Linked DNA regions of Homo sapiens: region 2 is linked to region 1. Evidence: read pairs that join two places in POLR2A ChIA-PET (ENCODE). Cell type or tissue: A673. All regions are shown on one strand. Each heading gives the region's core, and the rest is flanking DNA. Links, peaks and the distances in the headings are about the cores only.

What was found. ChIA-PET counts read pairs that join two places held together with the same protein. Peaks named below come from ENCODE experiments on the same cell type or tissue, not always from the same donor. Only the 100,000 strongest peaks of a DNase experiment are listed, where the experiment ranks them.
Region 2: POLR2A ChIA-PET joins it to region 1 with 6 read pairs; 5 of 35 experiments call an interaction of 5 or more read pairs at or near these places.

The regions. Positions count from the first base shown.
Region 1 is chr7:74,441,573-74,444,478 of GRCh38, reverse strand. No RefSeq gene overlaps it. Among named protein-coding and RNA genes, the nearest start is that of GTF2IRD1, 11 kb to the left of the region's middle. In A673, for the core only: no CTCF peak of the experiment used is centred there; no DNase peak of the experiment used is centred there.
Region 2 is chr7:74,503,862-74,506,767 of GRCh38, reverse strand. The region is part of intron 1 of GTF2IRD1 (GTF2I repeat domain containing 1); the gene reads right to left. Among named protein-coding and RNA genes, the nearest start is that of WBSCR23, 27 kb to the left of the region's middle. RefSeq lists an enhancer at 1,286-1,786. In A673, for the core only: no CTCF peak of the experiment used is centred there; no DNase peak of the experiment used is centred there; H3K27ac peaks cover 920 bases.

The sequences.
Region 1 (2,906 bases), core at 295-2,794:
TGTCTACATCAGCTCTCTGTCATTCCCTGACCTCCATCTCTGACCCTGTATCTCTCCCAGCTACCTCAGATCTGTTGTCTCTCTCTGTCTCTGGTCTGTGTCTCTCCTGGGGTATCTCTGAGCTTGTCTCTCCATTTCGGTTAGTTCTGCCGTCTCTGTCTCTCTGTCTCTGGGGGTCTCCATATTCCCTGCTTTCTATCTGCCCCCATCCCGCGTCTGTGGCTCCGTCGCCTCTGCCTCTCGGCATCCCTGCGCCCGGTACCACTGCCTCATTCTTCTCCGATTCTCCTCCGCTGCAATCTTTAAAGAACAGAGAGAGGCATGTAATTGAGCTGGGGCCGTCTCCATGGTTGCAGCTGTGGAGTAACTGAAAGATCAATTTGGAACGACCGTCTCCGCAATAATTGCACCTTAATAGTTTGTGTGAGGCATAGCGGGGCTCCGTGAGAGGTGGTCAGGACAGCCCCGGGACCCTGGCAGGAAAAGGCCCACCTGGAGTCATGGTCAGTATCCCTGGGCCGGACCTCAGGAGGGAATACTTGGCCAGAAGCAGGAGGGGCCAGGAGGGGCTGAGTGGGAAGGGAGGCCAGTCTCACTCCCACACCCTCCCAGAGGTGTCTCCGCCGCCTGCTCCTACCCGCTGCGGCTTGATCCTGTTTATAATTTATGCTTATGATCAGGATTATCAGCAATAATGATAACATGATTATAATTGCCAAGCTGCCTGGCTCAATTGCAGCGCTGTTGGTAAATATTGTGATAGGAAGTAGCGTGAGGTCACTGCCTCTCAGAGCTTGAAGGAGGGGGTGGAGACAGGGGTGCCGTGTGCCTGGGGTCCTGTGGCCCTGTGGCTCCTCCGCTGCTCCCAGCCTGACTCTCCACCCTGCTCCAAAGGATTCTTTCTTTCTTTCTTTCTTTCTTTCTTTTTTGTCTGGGCGCGGTGGCTCATGCCTGTAATCCCAGCACTTTGGAAGCCCGAGGCAGGCAGATCACCTGAGGTCAGGAGTTCAAGACCATCCTGGCTAACATGGTGAACCCCCATCTCTACTAAAAATACAAAAATTAGGCCAGGCGCAGTGGCTCACGCCTGTAATCCCAGCACTTTGGGAGGCCGAGGTGGGTGGATCACAAGGTCAGGAGATCGAGACCATCCTGGCTAACACAGTGAAACCCCATCTCTACTAAAAATACAAAAATTAGCCGGGCGTGGTGGCAGTCGCCTGTAGCCCCAGCTACTCAGGAGGCTGAGGCAGAAGAATGGCAAGAACCCGGGAGGCGGAGCTTGCAGTGAGCCCAGATCGCGCCACTGCACTCCAGCCTGGGTGACAGAGTGAGACTCCGTCTTAAAAAAAAAAAAAATACAAAAATTAGCCAGGCACGGTGGCACATGCCTATAGTCTCAGCTACTGGGGAAGCTGAGGCAGAAGAATCACTTTAACCCGGGAAGTGGAGATTGCAGTGAGCCCAGATAGCGCCACTGCACTCCAGCCTGGGCGACAGCGTGAGACTATCTCAAAAAAAATAAATAAATAAAATAAAGTAATTTAAAAAAGAAATTTTTTTATTTTTTTTATTTTTTTTTAGAGATGAGGTCTTGCTTTATTGCCCAGGCTGGTCTCAAACTCTTGGGCTCAAGCAATCCTCGCAATCACAGCTCACAGCAGCCTCAACCTTCCAGGCTAAAGCCATCCTCCCACCCCAGTCCCCTGAGCAGCTGAGACCACATGCATGCCATCACGCCCAGCTAATTTTTGTATTTTTTGTAGTGATGGGGTCTCGCTATGTTGCCCAAGTTGGTCTTGACCTCCTGGCCTCAAGCAATCCTCCTGCCTTGGCCTCCCAAAGTGCTGGGATTACAGGCGTGAGCCACAGTGCCCAGCCAGCCCAGGCTGGTCTTGACCTCCTAGACTCAAGTGATCCTCCCTCCTTGGCCTCCCAAAGTCCTGGGATTGCAGGCATGAGCCAACCGTGCTTGGCCAGACACCCTTGTTTTTTTTTTTTGTTTGTTTTTTTTTTTTTTTTTTTTTTTGAGACAGAGTCTCACTCTGTTGCCCAGGCTGGAGTGCAGTGGCACGATCTCGACTCTCTGCAACCTTTGCCTCCTGGGTTCAAGCGATTCTCCTGCCTCAGCCTCCAGAGTAGCTGGGACTACAGGCACACACCACCATGCCCTGCTAATTTTTGTATTTTTAGTAAAGACAGGGTTTCACCATATTGGCCAGGCTGGTCTCCAACTCCTGACCTCAAATGATCCACCCGCCTCGACCTCCCAAAGTGCTGGGATTACAGGCATGAGCCACTGCACCTGGCTACTCCCCTGTTTTATAGCTGGGGACACTGAGTCTTAGAGAGACTCGCCGAGACTCACAGAGCAGCAAGTGGTGGGGCAGGAATCTGTCCAGGGCCCGTCTGTGGCAACTTCCCAGCCTTCCTGGGACAGGATGGAGCCCGACGGGGCCCCCAGTCCCTGACATGCTGCATTATTCATAAACCCGACATTCCCCCAGGGGTAAACATTCAGAAGGAGCGTTTCAAATCCACTTTCCTGCTCTGAAAATAAATAAATGAGCAGAGAATGCAGGCTCACATGGAGGCGGTGGGGCCATGACTTCTCAGAGCCCCGGGAAAGCTCGCAGATGACCTGTTTCTGATCCCTCAGCTGAGGCCCCCAGCCCAGGGACAGCCTACCCCCTACCCTCCCAGGTGACCCTGGCCCTGAGGACTTAGCCCAACCTGGGGATCCTCCAGGAACTAGGAAGCTGGTCAGGACTACAGGGACCACCTCAGCTCCTCGCAGGGGTGGACAGACACTTAAGTGGTGTTTGTGTGGCTTAAAATGTTTTTTAGAGACAGAATCTCACTCCGTCACCCCAGCTGAAATGCAGTGGCGAAATCATAGATCACTG
Region 2 (2,906 bases), core at 268-2,767, 62 kb before region 1:
TGCAAAGATCAGCCTCCTTTGGCTCCTGGTTCTACCCTGCCCCTCTCCTTCTTGACCCAGGGGGCACCCACAGGCTGCCCCAGTGCCAGGGCCTGCCCTCAAGGCAGCTGTCCCTGCACCAATCCAAGCAAAGAAGGCAGAGACTAGAGGCAGGGGCCTCTCGGTTCCCCTCTATGGGCTCAGTCCCGGTGCTCTCTGTGTGGCCCCTGCTGGGTGTTGATGGCAGAGAGCAGGGCTGCAGTTCCCAAGGGAGCCTGAAAACCTACCCTCTGTCTCCTACCTGCAGACAGGGAGTTTCTGCACCCAATGGGGTAGGGAAGGCCCAGGCAGGAGGACCATGGGGCTGGCACCACAAAGGGCACCAGGCCTGGGGTGTCTTCTGCCGCCATGGGTGCCCCTGCCATCTGTAAGCTCTTTGAGGGCAGAAACCAGGTCTGCCTGCCACTGTTGCACCCCAGGATCCCGACCAGTGCCCAGTGTGCATAAGGCCCAAGGCGTGTGGTCCCAGCCACAGACAGGCCTTCCAGCAGGTCATGATATATGATCATTGGCCAATGACACAGAACAGGAGATGTGACAGTGCATCACACTTCACAAGGCCAGAGGTGTCCAACCACAGGGACAGAAACATCCCGAGAAATGAGAGATGCATCAGAGCTCGGCTCTGGCCTCAGTTCTGGCTCTCCTCTGCTTTTTGGCTGTGGATAAATATTGATTTAAACAACTGGCCGGTGGGCGTTTGGCCAAAATGTATGTTGAGTTTGCTGCTAAATGTTTATAAAAGACATTTCTTCTTCTGGGTTGCAATTTTATAGAAGTTTGAAATCTGCTGTATTAAGGGATGCGGAGGGGATGACAGGCCATGGATGGGACACAGGCCTTGGATGACACCCGCTGATGAACCACGAGGTGGCCAGTGGCCACGGCTGGGGATGTTCCGTGGCAGGAAGCCCGCTTGAGGGTCTTGCATGCGACCAGACTTCATAAAAGATCCAGCTGAGAGGTCTGCCTGCCTGGGGGCTGGAAGGTGTCCCCCTCCCCCAAGCCATCCCCTGCAAGCCCGTCCCTTGAACCATTCCCAGAAAGGCCTTAGGGCTGCCAGCCTCCCAGCTGCTGAGGCCCAAATCGAATCAGGGCAAAGCAGGAGGCACCAGACAGCCATCTAGCCCTGGCCCCCCGGCTGCCCCAGACAGCGGCCGGCTCCTTCCGGTAAAGGCTCTAATCCGTTTAGGAAGGAACCAGGGACTCCAGGAGGGAGGGACACAGAGAGGGAAGAGGGGCTGGGCTGTGGGCCATCCCCAGCTCCTTGTCTCGGTCATCCGGGCTTGTAGGACCCCCTGTCCCGAGCCACAGCCCAGGTGGGTGCACTTGGGGAGCATGGAGAGAGACAGCCACTCCCTGCAAAGGGCCTCAGATGGAGGGAGAGGCAGGTTCCACGTGCCTGGAGCAAGAATGCAGCAGGAGAAGCGGGGGAAGATGAGACCCAGGCCCACGTCTGCTAGGAGCACCTCGGGTGAGTCCTGAAAGCCCGAGATTTTTCATTTGTAAAGTGGGAATGGTTCTAAACAGAAAATGAAGGCAGAGGCCGGGTGCGGTGGTTCATGCTTATAGTCCCAGCACTTTGGGAGGCCGAGGCGGGAGGACTGCTTGAGACAAGGAGCTCGAGGCTGTAGTGAGCTATGATGGCAACACTGCACTCCAGCCTGGGTGACACAGCAAGACCCTGTCTTTTAAATAAAAAATAAAAATTCTGATAGCAGGGCCAGGCGCAGTGGCTCATGTCTGTAATCCCAGCGCTTTGAGAGGGTGAAGCAGGCAGATCACTTGAGGTCAGGAGTTTGAGACCGGCCTGGACAACATGGTGAAACCCCGTCTCTACTAAAAATACAAAAATTAGCCTGGCGTGGTGGCGGGCGCCTGTAATCCCAGCTACTTGGGAGTCTGAGGCAGGAGAATCGCTGGAACCCCGGCGGTGGAGGTTGCAGTGAGCCGAGATGGCGCCACTGCATTCCAGCCTGGGCAACAGAGCAACACTCCATTAAAAAAAAAAAAAAAAAAAAAAGTAAAAATTCTGATGGCAGCATTGGCCCGCATGAGCTACTATCCTTCTTCCAGCATCACTCTATCTTAGAGACAAGAAAGGCACTAGCTCCAGGCCTCAGCCAGTGCACAGCGGGGAAGAAGGCTGTCTGTCTCCAGCCTTGCTGGTGTCCTTGCTGTCACCATGCGGTAGGAAGACCACGCTTCTCACATTCACAGGGATGCAGGGAACAGACCAGCTGCTCACACGCAGAGCTGACACACAGCCAACTGGGCCCAACTCGACATTCCTGGGTTTACACAGAAAGTTCCGTCTCCTGGGAAACCCCTCAGTCCTAGGCCACCTAGGATGGTTGGTCACACTGCAACGCAGGGAGCAATGGGAACAGGAGCCCAGACGCCTCTCTCAGCAGCCCAAAACGCAGACACTCGCAAGGAAGAGAAATATCCCAAATGTCCATCCTTTGGGTTCAAAAGTCAACTTCCCTTAATAAGGTGAGAGACGCATCTGTTCAGAGCAGCAGTATTCACAATAGCAAAGACATGGAATCAACCCATGTGTCCATCAGCGGTAGAATGGATAAAGAAAATGTGGTACATGCACACCATGGAATATTATGCAGCCATAAAAAAGAACAAAATCATGTCCTTTGCGGCAACATGGAAGTAGCTGGACATCATTATCCTACGCAAATTAACATAGAAACAGAAAACCAAATATCAAATGTTCTCACTTATAAGGGGAGCTAAACGTTGGGTACTCACAGACATAAAGATGGGAATGACAGACGCTGAGGCCTCCAAAAGCAGGGAGAGAGGGGAAAAGGAGGGGCTGAAAAACGACTTATTGGGTGCTATGCTCACTG